2 separate regions of the Homo sapiens genome follow, and region 1 is linked to region 2. A link is a loop called in an ENCODE intact Hi-C map of the cell type or tissue named here. Cell type or tissue: PC-9. All regions are shown on one strand. Each heading gives the region's core, and the rest is flanking DNA. Links, peaks and the distances in the headings are about the cores only.

What was found. Peaks named below come from ENCODE experiments on the same cell type or tissue, not always from the same donor. Only the 100,000 strongest peaks of a DNase experiment are listed, where the experiment ranks them.
Region 1: a loop joins it to region 2, with 4 times the contacts of the local background. A loop is called at or near these places in 25 of 110 quality-filtered maps.

What each region holds. Positions count from the first base shown.
Region 1 is chr2:54,529,168-54,537,505 of GRCh38, reverse strand. All of the region lies in intron 2 of SPTBN1 (spectrin beta, non-erythrocytic 1), which reads right to left. It overlaps SPTBN1-AS1 (SPTBN1 antisense RNA 1), which reads left to right. Exons shown (of 4, transcript NR_185881.1): 3 at 2,368-2,466. It also overlaps the pseudogene RPL23AP32. Among named protein-coding and RNA genes, the nearest start is that of SPTBN1-AS1, 25 kb to the left of the region's middle. In PC-9, for the core only: no CTCF peak of the experiment used is centred there; DNase peaks (open chromatin) are centred at 4,345 and 5,735; H3K4me3 peaks cover 332 bases; H3K27ac peaks cover 4,059 bases.
Region 2 is chr2:54,596,418-54,604,755 of GRCh38, reverse strand. It overlaps SPTBN1 (spectrin beta, non-erythrocytic 1), which reads right to left. Exons shown (of 36, transcript NM_003128.3): 3 at 5,513-5,664. Among named protein-coding and RNA genes, the nearest start is that of SPTBN1-AS1, 42 kb to the right of the region's middle. RefSeq lists enhancers at 7,178-7,227, 8,292-8,338. In PC-9, for the core only: no CTCF peak of the experiment used is centred there; no DNase peak of the experiment used is centred there.

The DNA.
Region 1 (8,338 bases), core at 279-8,278, 67 kb after region 2:
CAGATGCCTCTGAGCTATGGATGGATGGAGCTGATGTGTTCTGTACATATGGCTTCCAGCTCCTCACCAATGTTTGGGGACACCTCTTCTGAAGGTATCCACTCTAAGTATCCGGTTGGCCATGATCTGGTATAAAAGGATCTTCCGGGTCAATCAAAACCCCATCTCTGTACCCAACCTTACAGACATTTGAACTACAGGAAACAAGGATATTCAGTCATTTAGCAATGAGGACAAAAGGCAAAGGATAGGCAAGAGCTGGGGTTGGAATGACAGTATACCAAAGCCACATGTGAGCTGAGTCAAGGAGGAGCAGATACTAAGCAGAGGGTTCCAATGAATGAGGCGCATGGCCCATCGGAAATATAAGTAATGCCTCCAGGTCCACAGCAGCCACTGTCACATAGATTTTTCAGGGCTCATTTGCATGAAACTTTGTAATAACTCTCTTGTATGTATGTATTTATTTTTTAAAGACAGGGTCTTGTTCTGTCACCCAGTCTGAAGTGCAGTGGCACAATCACGGCTCACTGTAGCCTCAGCCTCCTGGGCTGAAGCAATCCTCCCACCTCAGCCTCACAAGTAGCTGGGACTATAGGTGTGTGCCACTGTGTTCAGCTAATTTTTTTTACTTTTCAGAGACACAGGGTCTCACTATGTTGGCCAGGCTGGTCTTTAACTACTGGACTCAAACAATCCTCCCACCTCAGCCTCCCAAAGTGCTGGGATAACAGGCATGAACCACAGCTCCCGGCCTCTCCTTCTTTTACCCCATATCCACCACACACATATCTTTGTTGTTCAGAGAACTCAAGTGAATCTGTATTCCTTACAACCAGAAGGACCTAACCAAAAATAATTTTCTAAGCATGATTTTTTTCAGAAGTCAATCATTAGACATAGACCAAATATTTAGCTCTGCTGTCACCTGGACCCCTCTCCACTGGACTGCTATTGAATATGATCATGTCAAACTACTGGTGAATTTATAGCTTAATAATCACAACTATCTTCTTTAATTGACTTGGTATCAAAAATCAAATGCAACTTAAGAAACTATTTAACATCTACCTAGCATCAATTTTCTCTCCTAATTAGAAAATTAAATTGAATGGTATCACTGAAGATGGAGGTTAAATAAAATTCTAGAGAGCTGCGTTGCACTGTTAAATTTAAAAATATACTTTGTGTCATTCTGAGTTTGCTTTTATCATGGGACATGTTTTATTTTTAAAATACACATAACTTTACAAGTGCCTTATATATAAATTAAATTTATACCTTTTATCATCCTATGATAGTACTTTCTCACAGGTCCACTTTGGTAGAAAACTGGCAAAGGGGTTAACTGTGTAAGTGAATTTAATAACGGCAACAAATAGAACCATCTGAGACACCAAACACCCACCAATAGGCCTTTATGATGACCACATTTGGGGAAATGAAAAACTTCCTAAGTCTACAGTACTTACTCTATTTTTGAGACAGAGTCTTGCTCTTGTCACCCAGCCAGGCTGGAGTGCAATGGCGCAATCTTGGCTCACTGCAACTTCCGCCTCCCAGATTCAAGTGATTCTCCTGTCTCAGCCTCCTGAATAGGTGGTTACTCACATGTAACAGGTGTGCACCACCACATCCGGCTCATTTTGTATTTTTAGTAGAGATGGGTTTTTACCATGTTGGCCAGGCTGGTCATGAACTCCTGATCTCAGGTGATCCACTTGCCTTGGCTGGGATTACAGGTGTGAGCCACTGCATCTGGCCTACAGTAGTTTCTGATGCCTACAACAGATTTGCCATCTGTTTCCAGGCAACCACCAAATAAAAATCACAGCACTATGGTACTAGTAGCTTTTACAGAGTATTTTCTGCTCTTTCTCTCTAATCTACCACTATTACTTATCTAAGAGAGCAGAGACAGAAATAAGGTACTGATACATGCTACAGCACGGATGAAACCTGAAAAAGTTTTGTTAAGTGAAAGAAGTTAGACACAAAAAGGCCACAGATTACATGATTCAATTTTTAGGAAATGTCCAGAATAGGCAAATCCATAGGGTCTGAATGTAGACTAGTAGTTGCCTGGGGCTGGGGGAAAGGAAAATGGGAAGTAACCGCTAACGTACATGGGATTTCTTTGGGAAGTAATAAAAATGCTCTGGAATTAGTGGTAATTGTCACATAACTCTGAGTATATTTTAAAAACTGCTGAATGGTATACTTCAAAGGGGGTATATTTTATGGTATGTAAATTGTACTGCAATAAAGCTGATATGTGTGTGTGAGAGAACATGTATGCAGACAGAGCCAGGAAAAGGATAAGAAGGCAGAAAGGTCACATACATTTTTCCTCTTTTGCTTACACAGGCAGTCCCCAAATGAAGAGCAATTGTATTCCTTTAATTCAGTCATAAATCAACTCTCAATTCTATGAGATTTTTCACAGAAGAACGGAGCGCCTCAAAAGTAAGTGAGTGACTTAGGGAAAGAATTCTGGTGGAGTGGAGAGAATGAGGAGTTCAGACAAAGGCTAGGGGTGGAACAGGAGACAAAAAGGGGAATGAGGATCAAGAGAGGTTCTCTGAGGTGACTGAGGAAGGAGAACCTGGGCTCTCAAAGAGTGAGGTGCAGGAATAGGGGCTGGGCCAGGAAGGGGGATGAGTGCATGGTGAATAGTCAGAAACTCTGGGAGCACGAGGCTTCCATCTGCATGTTCTCCCATGCCTGGATCACTCACCTCAGCGACTGTGAGATTTCAGCCATTGCTGAGGTGAGAAGAGAGTCTGAGGTAGAACAGGAGAAGGAATCCAAGCTGATTTCAGAAGCAGGGGAGAAACTGGGTCTATAGTGGTGAACAGACAGAGGAGGGAGAAGGAACCAGAGGAAAACTACACCTAAAAAAGTAAAGCAAAGATTCTTCCACCTCTATGGTGAGAAAACCATGGAAACCATTTATATGTGAAAAATAAATTGAGGGTATAATCTAGGACTACGTGCAAAGACCTCAACAGACTTTCTCTCAATAGCTTTCATGAACAACTTGGATATAAAATGCTCTTTCAGATTCAGATTTCACAAACAATGGTAGTATAGTTACTGTGTGCTAGGGGCCACACCTCTTTCACAAATAGTCCCAAATAATGCATAATTTAGGGATACAGCCTGAAGAGTAGATGAGGAAAATAATGGGTAGCTATTAAATCCCTGTTAATCCTCTCTGTAAAAACCCATTCCACCATGCAAGAAGCTGTTCTCTTTCCCTTGGGGCAGGAAAGTGTCACCTCTGAACAGAATGTTAGGTGTGCGAACAAGAAGAGCCCTAACATGATTTAGACAATGAGTCCAGGCGTGAGATGGCATATACTATCTTAAGCAGCCCAAAGCAGACTTTCTGTTTTAAGGAGAGGTGTTCTCAGAGACCTGCAGCCTAGCCTCTTCAATTTTGCTGCAGTGGAAAATGAAGCAGCCACGACGAGACTCAGGTCCCAGATTCCTCTCTCCAAGTTCCAGTGCTCTTTAGGTCACTAGACCCTACCCCTTAAAATGACTGGGGTGTGTGTGTTTGTGTGCGTGCGTGCGTGTGTGTGTGTGTGTGTGTGTGTGTGAGAGAGAGACAGAGAGAGAGATCAATCTTTCCCCCTAAATTACTACAGCAGGCCGGGCGTGGAGGCTCACGCCTGTAATCCCAGCACTTTGGGAGGCCAAGGCGGGCGGATCACCTGGGGTCAGGAGTTCGAGACCAGCCTGGCCAACATGGTGAAACCCCGTCTCTACTAAAAATACAAAAATTAGCCAGGTGTGGTGGCGGGTGCCTGTAGTCCCAGCTACTCGGGAAGCTGAGGCAGGAGAATCACTTGGACCCAGGAGGCGGAGGTTGCAGTGAGCCAAGATCGCGCCATCGTACTACAGCCTGGGTGACAAGAGCGAAACTCCATCTTACTACAGCAATCATTGCCTATACTAACTTCCAGGCACTTGTATACATATATAGTCTCATGTAAATAGGTTTCCTCCTCCTAATTAGATCATTCTAGGCCATGTTTTATAGATTTCTTTACATATTCAGGAAGAGGTTGGCTCTGTTCGTTCACTAGAAGTCAAATGGTTTAGACACACACACACACACACACACACACACACACACACACACACACACTAGTCCCCTTTAGCCTGGGTTTCACTTTCCATGGTTCAGTTACCTTCAGTCAACCATGGTCTGGAAATATGAAATGAAAAACTGAAGAAATAGGCAATTCATACGTTTTAAATTGCATGCCATCCTGAGCACTGTGATGAAATCTTGCGCCATCTCGCTCCATCCCGCCTGGTATGTGAATCATCCCTTTGTCCAGCAGACACACACTGCAGACGCTCCCTGTTAGTCACTTAGCAGCCGTCTTGATTATCAGATTAACTGTCAGGTAACCCTTATTTGACTTAATAATGGCCCTGGGCTGGCAATTCAGATATGCTAAAAAGAAGCGACTGTCAAATGCTTCCTTTAAGTGAAAAAGTAAAAGTTCTCAACAAGAAAAGAAAAAAAAATCCTATAATGATAAGGTCTATGTTAAGAATGAATCTTCTATCCGAGAAATAGTTAAGAAGGAAAGAAATTTGTGCTAGTTTTGTTACTGCACCTCAAGCAGAAATGCATTTTTCTTGTCTCACAGTAGAATCAACACAAATTAGGGGAAGACGTAGTCTTTAAAAAATTGTGTAACTGTTTTCTTTTTACTTCAAATAAAATGCTGGTTTCCAAAAAGTCCAGCTTAGTTTGAATCACTGCATGTTCCATGATACCAAGGCAACTGGTCAGAGGTCAGGAAAGTGGGCCTGCAATCACGGGATGCAAGCAATCATTTACAGAAAACATAAAAACTACTTCACTGTGCTAGTTAACAGGATTGACCAACGCTCTCCTCAGCTTCCTTCCAAACTGTAAACAGTAACACCTCAGAAGTGGGGAAGTACCATCTACCATGTTTTCACTCCACATTCCACTTTAGGAATAAGTATATATCTTGCCAGTCTGTTACATATACAAAAGATGTATATTTCAAAGACGTAGTATAAAAAATGTAAAGTGTCTCATTAATAACTTTTCATGAGGATTGCATGTTAATATATTTTGGATATCTATAAATATTCTTGGATATAAACATAAAATTTTGGAGTATATGACAATACTCAATGTTAATTCTAACTATTATTATTTTTGAGACGGAGTCTCATACTGTCGCCCGGGCTGGAGTGCAGTGGCGTGATCTCGGCTCACTGCAACCTCCGCCTCCCAGGTTCAACCGATTCTCCTGTCTCAGCCTCCCAACTAGCTGGGATTATAGGCGCCCGCCACCACGCCCAGCTAATTTTTTGTATTTTTAGCAGAGATGGGGTTTCGCTACGTTGGCCAGGCTGGTTTTGAACGCCTGACCTCATGATCCACCAGCCTCGGCCTCCCAAAGTGTTGAGATTACAAACGTGAGCCACTGCGCCCGGCAATTCTAATTATTTTCTTAAAACACATCTAAGTCTTAAATTTTTACAAGCTGAAGACTTGAGGTTTCTTATCATTCAACTTGCATGAGGGGGAAGCTTTCAGATGAAGCTTTTCTCTGCTTGGAGAAAAAGCTGTTGCTTTCAATCCTGCCAGGTGCTCCAGGTCAAGTTCTCTGTATTTCCTCCTGATCATCACGCTGATGTTTCTGGCTACTAAGGAGCTGGGGGTGGCGATGAGTGACGCAGATATGAATCAGACTGATTTTCAAGCAGCAGAGTTTAAGGAAAATGAAAGAACTAGGCACTGGAAGTGACTGATTGCTGGCCGATTCATTGTTGTAATGATAAGCTGGTACTGGACAAGTGATCACAGGCCTGATTTCTACATTAAAAAAAAAAAACAAAAAACAAAAACCGATATAGCCAGGCTTTGTGGCACACACTTATAGTCCCAGCTACTCAAGAGGCTGAGGCAGGAGGATCACTGGAGATCAGGAATTCAAGGCTGTAGTTAGCTATGACTCTACCACTGTACTCTAGCCTGAGCAACACAGAAAGACCCCATTTCTAAACAAACAAGAAAACCAGCTGACACCCTGCCTACTATACTAGAGATGCTATCTCCCCTGTGAAATATCTTAGTAGTCTGATTCCCCAGTACCAACTGGGTATGCTACAATTCAATTCAATTCTGACACCTCTACCTGACATTATTGTTAAATCCCATAGGATAAAGGGCTTGGTCCCACAAGACTGCCCCCATATCAGATGCCAGTTCCAAGTCCCAGGCCGCAGGCTGTAAATTCAGGGGTTCCCAAGAACCCCCTCAGGTTCAATAATATGCTAGAACAACTCACAGAACTCAGGAAAACAATTTCCCCTTTATGTTTACCAATTTATTATAAAGGTTACAACTCAGGAACGGCCAAATGGAAAAGTGCACAGGGCAAGGTACTGGGGTGAGGTGGGGCTTCCATGTCCTCTCAGGGCACCCCACCCTACCTACACCAACTCCCCCCACAGATGAGTGGATGATGCTGAAAGTTCCAATTCTCTAACTGCTCAGTCTTGGGTGCACAGCATCATCCTGAGGCTAGCTAGGGATGGGAGACTATCCCCACCCAAAGTCATGGAATTAGCACAAACTCAGGTGTCAGAAAAGGGACACCTTATGGGTAACAAAAGACACTCCCATCACTCGGCAGACTCCATTGGTTTTAGGAGCTCTATGCCAGGAACCCAGAACAAAGACCAAATATATTTCTTATTATACTGCATTGAATTAAAAGCAATTCCTGAGGGTGAATAAGATGAAGACACGTAAAGTAAAAGTTATTTTAAAAATGTTTTTTAAGCCGGGCGCGGTGGCTCATGCCTGTAATCTCAGCACTTTGGGAGGCCGAGGCGGGCAGATCATGAGGTCAGGAGATCGAGACCGTCCTGGATAACACGGCGAAACCCCGTCTCTACGAAAAATACAAAAAATTAGCTGGGGTGGTGGCGGGCGCCTGTAGTCCCAGCTACTTGAGAGGCTGAGGCAGCAGAATGGCATGAAGCCAGGAGGTGGAGCTTGCAGTGAGCCGAGATTGCACCACTGCACTCCAGCCTGGACGACAGAGCAAGACTCCGTCTCAAAAAAAAAAAAAAAAAAAAAAAGTTTTTTACAATTCACAGATAACCTAATAATAGGAAGTATCTGTCAACTGGGTGAGAATTAGTAACAAGTAGTTTACCTCACCCTATTTCCTTAGATACATAAACCCTGAAAGCAGCTTAGTAAAGGGCACAGGTGGTGGTTCCACTATCAGTACAAGATGAACTACACCATTAAAAGATGAATTCCTACATGTTTTGCAGATCTGCCTCAGAATTCAGACTGAAACCTAGATTAGATTGTATCTACCGAAAGCCCTAGAGGGACACAGGAAATGTGATATGTACATTTTTATGGCTCTAAGCAAAATGTCTCGCTTTAGAACATGCATGTTCAGCAGAAACCCCACAATAGCACTCCCTCCTGTTGGGCCTATCACTGTATCACTCCCCTATAAGGGACAGGAAGATATCTCCCTTTCCTCAAAGTCAAGTGGTTAGCCTACCACACCACTCCCACATCAAGTGGACCTTTTTTTTTTTTTTTTTTTTTTTTTTTTTTTTGGTGAAAAGAGATATGTATATTTAGAATTAGCCAGATGGACTCAGTTTGGATGATCCCAATTTTGTTGGCAACATCCAAAGCATCATAATCAGGAGCCAGTGGAACATATGCCTTCATCTCTCCATCAGGGTGTTGACCTTGGCCCCATCAATGTCACAGAGCTTCTTCACAGCCTGTTTGATCTGGTGCTTGTTGGCTTTAACATCCACAGTGAACACAAGGGTGTTGTTGTCTTTTATCTTCTTCATGGCAAACTCAGTGGTCAGAGGAAACTTGATGATAGCATAGTGGTCAAGCTTGTTTCTCCTGGGGGTGGTCTTCCGAGGATATCTGGGCGGCCTCCAGAGTCTCAGTGTCTTGGGCCGCTGGAAGGTGGGTGACATGCGGATCTTCTTTTTTTTGTGGCCGTGGACACCTTTCAACACTACCTTCTTGGCCTTTAAAGCCTTTGCTTTGGCTTCAGCTTTAGGCGGGCCAGGAGCTTCCTTCTTCACTTTCGGTGCCATCTTCTGAAAAGGGTCTCAAGTGTATCTTTGAGGTAACTCTACTGGGTTTGAAACTTTATTTCTTCCTAGACTTTAGCTCGGTCCAGATGAAGTGGTCTCAAACACCGAAGGAAGGGGACTGGATGACCATCAGTACTCTGCATCAGTCACAAAATGTGATCCCCAAGCCAGGGCATCA
Region 2 (8,338 bases), core at 210-8,209:
AAGGTCCCGTCTAGTCCTAAACCTTTACCAGCCATATCTCCATCCCAGGCCCATCTTCTTTCTCGCTCTAAAACAGGAGAGGAAACTTAAGGGGCTACATAAACATCTCTAGGATCTGACAACATAATTCTAATTGCTTATTAGAGTCCAGTCCAGGCCCTGCCTAAGAAGCAGTATGGCCTTGGGCAATTCCTTCGCATGGACCAAAAACCCTTAGAGAGGAAGGAGGGGGCTGGGTGATCCCTCCTGGGGCACTGGCTCTGTCCCACCTGCCTGCCCAGCCTTGAGTTTGGGTCATTTACACTCTGCAAGGCATCAGGATTTGCAGAACTATGGAGTAATTACAACCGCAAAGGTTTTGTCACTCCAGAGATGGAGAGGAAAAGAAAGAAAGAAAGAAAAAAAAAGCTTCTGAGAGCTAATTTGGCCTCTTTTTTTTATAGGAGAGGAAGATATAAGGGAAGGTTTCTGGCAGGGTGTTTTGGGAGGTCTCTGGGGTGCTGCGATGCCCTGTTCCACCCTGTACTCCCTGCCCCTTCTTTCTCTATACGTGTCCAAAGAAACCCTGCAGCTACCTGGAGTGACAACTATCAAGGGTTGTGGTGCTGGGCAGAGCACAGCCCCGGGCACTGAGAGAGGCCAATGAGGCCTAGATCTGCCATAACCCAGCTGGGTGGCCTTGCTGGTCACTTATTTTCCCTGACTTACCATATCTACCAAGTGAGGGGATTTAACTTGGTGGTCACTGAAGTCACTTACAGCTGTATGATAACAATCTACAGGGTGTTGCAGGACAGAGGACTCACTAGCACCAAAGCTGAAGTCTACAGTGTCTGCCAATCTCTTGTTCAGGTGAAGAGGAAATACAGAAGACACTGATCTCAGCAAATCAGTGTGACAGGCACTTGCTTATGTTTTTTTCTTTTAATTAAACATAGATTTTTGCTATACACATTCACAAACAAAGGCCTCTACGGAATACATAGGGTAGGATGGGAAGCACTAATTCCAAAATTTCTTCTAATATGCTACAAAGCCAAACTCACTTCACACTAGTCCCCAAACTCCTCCCAACACATGAAACTTTGAGCTTTCAGAGGAGTATTAGTTATTTTGGCCCAATTACAATTAATCGGGGAATACCACACTGTGTCCCATGACTTCCTGCCTGTCTTGTTCCCAGCTGGGACCCACTCCTAAGGGCTCCATGGGAAAGGAGGCGCTGAAGAGTCAGCAGGGTGGGCTGCAGTCCACACCATATCGCCTACTAGCAGCACTGGCCTTGGCAAGTCACTGGTAACTGTTTTCTGTAAAGCAGAGGTTGCCCACTTCATTAGACTGTAAGAACTGAATGAGAAAAGAGTAGGAGAGTACTCTGTAAACACAAGTGATAGGGAAGTTACCATCACCACTCCTTTCAAAAAAAACCCCTCCAGTTTGGCTGGGAAACTTGCCCTGCGCCAGTTCCTGATGCCTGCTACCTCCAAATGCTCTCTTCACTTAGTCCAAACTATGAGCTTTCACACTCTGGCTGCCCGGCCTGTGAAGCTCTTCTCCTGGACCCAGCTGGAACCCTACCCACACCCTACCCTCCTACTAAGGTTTCTTGACATCCTGTCCAGAGGGCTCATCTCCCCTTCTGAACTCTAGGGCTCTGGGGCCATTCATCTGGCACTTTATCATGTGGCACTTAGGACTCTTAGTTCACTTCTCAAGTTTGTGTGATTAGACCCACATTTAATGTAGGAGTTCTGTGGCTGGTTGTTTAAAACAAAAGTAAATTCTCCCATACAAATGACGTTTTTAAGAAACCCCAACGAGGTTCCATGGCCAGTCCACAAACACTATTTCAATAAACAATATGTACCAGTATGGTTCTCTTAAACAAAGGCTTTATGAAAAAACTCAGAGCAGTTCAACGTGGGATTTGAGGCTTAACAAATCTCATGTTAAATCTATCTTCTCCACCTAGCTCAGCCTGCTTTGAAATTAATGGTGGCAACATACACAAACACACACACATGCACGCACACACACACTCTTTTCTGTTGCTTTCTCAGAGAATGACTGATGGAGTAAGAAGACAGAATACAGATCAGGAAACAACAGGGAAGCAAAAACCAGTGATAACTGACTTGGTGGGGTTTGGGGGAGGGCAGAGTTGTTTGGAAAACCTCACTCTATCTCGGTCAGAGGCGAGGGCTTAGTCTGGCCAGGAGCAAGGCAAAAAACTGGCCACCATAGTGAGAATCAATCTTCACTGCAGACGCCCATGAAGGGAGATGGCAGGCAATGGGGAGCATCTAAAGTGGATTATGAGCTGTGGGCAGAACATTACCATTGAAGTGCAGGCCTATCGTATGCCAGGGGCTCCTCTCTCTCCACATGTCAACGCTGCTGCAGGGCAAACCATCACCCCTCAAGCCTCATTCTACTCTGGTCCTGAGATCTAGGTCTAATTACTAAGTGGCCAGCACAGGTTCTGTGCTCACACTTTTATCTGCCAATCCAATGTTAAAGTAAAGGGTGGGTCTGTATTTCTAAGGCATTTTTCAAGTGAGACCTTTATGGAGAGTTATAGACTATAGTGAACTCAGAATAAGAAATGAGAAAAGAATAGTTTTATTTCTAATCAATCTAATCCTGACTAGCAGAAGCTTCCTGGCCCAGCTCTCAGCCTTCTCACTGCTCTATGAGCTGATACACCTGAGACCGAGAGGGAGCAGACACTTCTGGACACAGATCATAACCAGGCCAGGACCAGAGATCTCTGCCTTGTGATGTTGCTGAGTAGTTCAAAATCAAGTTCCCAAATGCCTACATGATACTTGCTCATATTTAACTCAAATATTATTGAGCCAAAATCCAGGGTGGGGTGAGGGTGGAATTGTCTGGGTCATTAATGTTTCTTTGAACTTTACTCAGAAAACACACATGCACACATTCACAGATTTCCTCCTCTGTAAAGGAAGTGGCTCTAAGAATCTATTAATTAAGTAAATTGAATCACCTAGTCCCTCAAACATTTATCTGCTAGCTATTGCCAAGCTGGTGGTTAAGTGCTGGGGCTAAAATGCTGGCTGACAAAGACTGGGCTCCAGATAGAGTGCAAACATTTATGTTACCCAGGGTTTTGGACCACTGGTGCAGAAAGCCCAGCTAATGTTATCTGATGACACACTTAGCTGGGACATTCATTTACCCAGGCCTGGAAGCTCTAACCACCTCATTAGTTCTGGAATCTGAATATGCAAGGAACCTTTGGGGCAAGCTCTCATGGAGGTCTTCTGCAGGGAGGATCTTTAACTTGAGGTCCTGGCAACCTCCACGGCCAAAGGCAGTGTGTGGTGTGTTTCCTTTCCAGGAAGTTCCATGAACCAAACAGACTACGAGGCCAAAGAGACTTAAAATCTCCAGCCCAGATGAACAAGAGCTTTAAGAGCACTCTATCTATGGTATCTTTATTTTTGGAATAAGAAAATTAGACTGGCCAACCTATATAATCCAAGATGGCTGTGAAGAATGGGTAATACAAATGAAGGCACTAGGGGCTTTACAAAGTTCTGTAAAACTACTGATATCGACTGCCTAAGAGGTTGGAGATGGTAGCCACTGTACCATCTTCTTCATCCTTACTCTCCTAGGTCTCTGGGTTGCCACAAAAAAACTTACTGCTAACAAATAAGGAGAGGAGTGGGAGATACTCACACACATCTAAGAATTATGCTTTACTGGTTTTTCTCCCTACTTATATTTTTCTTGCCCTGTTCAGAAAAAACGGCAATGGGCCTGATCCCATTTATGATGTGGACATTATCAAGGACACAATCTTCTTGGTATAAAATAATTATGGGTCTTTAAAGGTGAACAGTTTACTCCCTACAGCCTAGAAGATTGGACCCTATTGGAACAAAAATAAATTAAAAAAAAAAAACCACAAAAATAAATGTTCAGACTAACTCCTATCCATGTGACCTTTAATGATTTTTTTTAGCTACTTTCAAAACACCATTCCCCCACTCCACAAAAAAAAAAAAAAAATCAATAAATAAACATACTAGGTTAAACACTAAGAAACAAAAAAAGGTTGAGAGGTAGACAAAGGAAGTCTGGTTATAAAAATTATACTTAAAGCTGCATATCACAATAATTCTAGTCTAGGCTCTCAAACAAGACTCACTTTGGAAAATCAAATCAAAATGCAATAAATGGCCTGTTCAAACTCCCCATGTGGGTCCACTCCCTCACCCCCAGACCACAAATCAACTGCCTTCTTATAGCCATCATGGTTTTGAGCAGGGGTCTCCGTTATTTGTCTAGTTTGTCTAGTGTGACCGACAAACCCTCACAGAAAATGAGGCCACAAGACCTACATGCTCAGGAACAAAGGGCATGGATGAAACTCACTACAGAGAAGACAGGGCTTCACTATCTTCTGGAGAGCCCTGTTCTTGAACTGAAGGGCAGGGAAGAGAATACTTTTCTGGCTCCATTTCAACCCAGACTCAAAGAGGCAGTCTGTCTCTGAGCTGATAACAAATAGGACAAGGGACAACCTTAGACCCTTGCCTGCGGTCAGAGGTGTGGGGCAGGTCTGCACACAGGCCTACTGCGGCTGGCAAGCTACAGGGTGGAGATCAAGTTAAAAATAAGGCTTTCTGGCAGCCCTGCCAACTGCCAGCATCATATTTTCCTGGTGATGTCAGTACAGATGTGGTCTCCATTCTGGGCGTTGGCTTCTGGCTCGGCACCACTTCCACCTATGGCACTACATGTGCTCTGGGAGGATACAGCAACCATTTTCAAACCAAGGTGAGACAAAACCTGTTGGATCAGTCACAGTGACTGCTTTAAGCTTCTTTGGTATAAGGTGCATAAACAAGAGTCACATCAGAGAGGGCCGCAGCAGCTCTGGGAAACAGATTGGGGATACAATTTTCATTGCAGGCTGACAACTTTCCTGCCTGAAAAGGCAGGGTGAATTCATCAGAAGCTCCTTTCCCAAGGAGATGACAAAACACCAGCTTCTCCCTCCACTCCCAAAATAAAAAGCGTGCAGGGAAGAAAACATCAGTGGCCACTGAATTCAATGCTTGCCACCTTAAGATGGCAGCTCAGATTTTCTAGACAACCAGAAAGACACAAATTTAGAAAACATTCCATCATCGCATGTGGGACACAGGTTCATCTAGAAGCCAGCGCCCAAGCCTGGCCCTTCAAATTCCAGCACCATGCCCTGTTCTTGGCAGGAACCCCAGCCAAGTTCTTTCTGACCAAAGGTGGCAACCTTGCAAATTACCAGAACAAAGTGGCTTTATTACAGCTCAAGAACATCATCCACGCTCAGAATGTGACACTAAGGCTCTCCCTGAAGCGCTCAACTCACTTCTCAAGATTCTCCTCAAAACTATCAACCATTAAGTGCAGAATTCAACAGGAGACAAGTCACACTTGATTTTTCAAAAATATTTTCCACCTACAACACACGGCACTTCCTAAGGTCTCCACTCACCAGCCTCTCTCCAGAGAGGACCTCCAGCAGCTTGATGAGCATCCGTCCATCTCGAAGGTCAGTGTACAGGTCTGTGATCCGGCAGGACACACGGGCAAGGTGGGAATTGACCCACTTGGTGAAGGTCTTCTTCTGCACGGCTTCACGCTCATCTGCAAGCAGAGAAGAACTTGTTTTACCATTGACCACAGAACTGGCAGGAGCAGGCACATGCTAGCAGGGCCACAAGACCCCAGCCAGAGGAAGGTCAGCAAAACTGACCTCCAAGGACACCTCTACTTAGCGCCCCTTAACTGCGGTCATGTCTTTGAGAAAGAACACTGATTACTGATGGTTCAACTTACAATTTTTTGACTTTACGATGGGTTTACTGGGATATAATCTCATAAGTCAAGGAGCATCTGTGTAGGAACTGTCCAGTCCTTAAACATGTGAGCTCCCAGGCACACTGCCAGCAGAACATCCTTTGCTCCCCTTTCTTTTCTCCCATCCCTGCTGAAGAGGCAGCAGGATGCAGATGACAACAGGGTCCTTTGCAGTCCTGCCCTATACCATAATACTTGACTGGTAAAGCTTCCTACATACATGTTACAGCTATTATTCCTCCAAAAGGTGAGTATATTAAAGGGTGTAGGGTAGGAAATCTCATGAGACAGCAGAAAACTGCTTCCCTCATCTACAAAGGATTGGGCAACACTGGACAAGATAAATTAACTCATGACCTTGGCAATGACCGTCTTCACCTGCTCAGTCACACACACCATGAACAACAAAAGAAAATGGCAAGCAACATGGTAGAGTGCAAAGACATCGCAGGCATCGGGAAGTCTTTGCAGGCATCGGGAAAGCAGGGTCTGGGCCCAAGGTTTCAACAAAAATGTGACTCAACACAGGATTCAATGTTCTCTTCTATAAAAGGAGAAGAAAAATATAATCTCCATACTGTGATCCTTCGCTGAAAAGGCAACTGCTGATTTATGGTCTAAAGCGTGATTGTTGTACATTCAAGTCATCCAGGAAACAGTGTTAAAGGTTTTTCAAAGCTCAGTAATCAAATTCTGTCCAATTTAAGGTATAAAACTCTAGACATATTTGCCCAGAACTGGCCTTCACATACCATACAAATAGGCTTTCAAACTTCTTGCCTCTGCAGAATGTTCTAAACATAGGTTGCTGAAGACCTTCAACAGACATCCACAGAACGTACCCTGGACCCAACCACTCTTACTCCCTGACTCTGTTCTCTATGTTACATACACTATATCTAGTTCCACCAGCATGAATTTATGCCAAAAATCTAAGACCTACTCCTAGTGCAAACCCAAATGACAAAAATAATTACACACGAATCTACAAAAAAAAAAAAAAAAAAAAAAAGCAGATAGCTCAACAATTTGGCATGTATTTCAAAACCACTGGGTGGGGGTAACAACTAAAAAGCCACCCTTGCTAATAAGGCATGTGCCCAGTCGCCTGAGAGTACTGGGTTCTCAGGTTGGCCAGAAGGACAGCAAACAGCCCAACACCCTGGGAAGGTCTGTCTGAAGGCTTTGCTAAACTCACTCCACCACCCACCACAGGGAGGGAATGAGGCAGAGATGACATTGGTTGAGGTTTTACAGCTGCCGACCTGGCAGGAGAATCAGCTGGGGCACCTGCCAAGATCCCCGGCCACCTGCTACAGTCAGCGGCTCCTTGAGGTCCTGCCTTTCCCAAAAAGGACCTACCCATCCAGACAGAAGGAGGGCCCTTCCCCAGGGACAAAGGCCAACCAGAAACACAGGATCAAAAAGGACAGGATTAGAGGAAGCAGAAAAAGACAGTAAGGGGCAGGCTGCAGTGGAGAAGCAGCTGCACCAATAACATCATGACAGGTCCCACAGAAAAGACCACATGCATTATTGATCACGTAATCATTGTGATGGATGGCAACTTTACTACAGTGACTCAGGAGCTGTAATTCTGGGGCTAAGCTTGGCCATTCTGAAAGAGCAGGTCTAGAGCAGAATATGTAAGGTGCATTTCACAGATGGCCTCTTATCAAGGAGGCAAGTAACTCATAGTTTATATGTATTTAGGGTTAACAATTTTTTTTGTGAATTATAAAATCCTTTATGCGTTATACTGGAGTCAGAAAATGTCTTTAATGAAGCAAGGGAGCAAGATCAAAATGAAAACCTGCTTGGATTAAAATATTTCTAAATAAACAAGCACAAAATGTGTTCCTCAGCCAATTGTCACTCTTTTGGGTGAATCTCTCACTAAAGGAGCACCCAGACTTCTTTCAGGTTTTGAATTAACAGGTTCTTTCACAAGGAAACTCTGAGGATTTGCCAGAAACAACAGTCAATATACTTCCTTAGTGCCCTGTCCTAAAGAGTTACAGCCCAATCCCAACCCTCCTCCCTACAGAGAGGCAAATGGAGAGGTCATGGGTGGGTGCAGAGAACAGAGCTGAAACAGACTGAGATCTGTGCCGGGAGGGCTCCCCAGGGCTATCATGGTTCTTAGAAACTCAAAGTAGGTGGGAGGAAAGAAGAGGAGGAAGAGATGTCAAAAATAAAAAAACAAGCTCTTGTGTTCCTGCCCTCTCTTCCTGTTCCCCTCCCTTCGAACTCTCCTCACAGTCAGGAGCAGGCCCCACGAAGTGCAAGAGTGCTGGAAAAATCACGCAGGGTCTAAGTTCCTCAGGTTCACACCCCCACGTTGGAAAAGACACAGAAGATTCCATCCGGGGACCAGACCAGAATCAACACCCTCATAACACACGAGGGGCAGGAAACGGACTCAACAGAGACACACAAAGCCCCAGTCAACTAGCGTGTC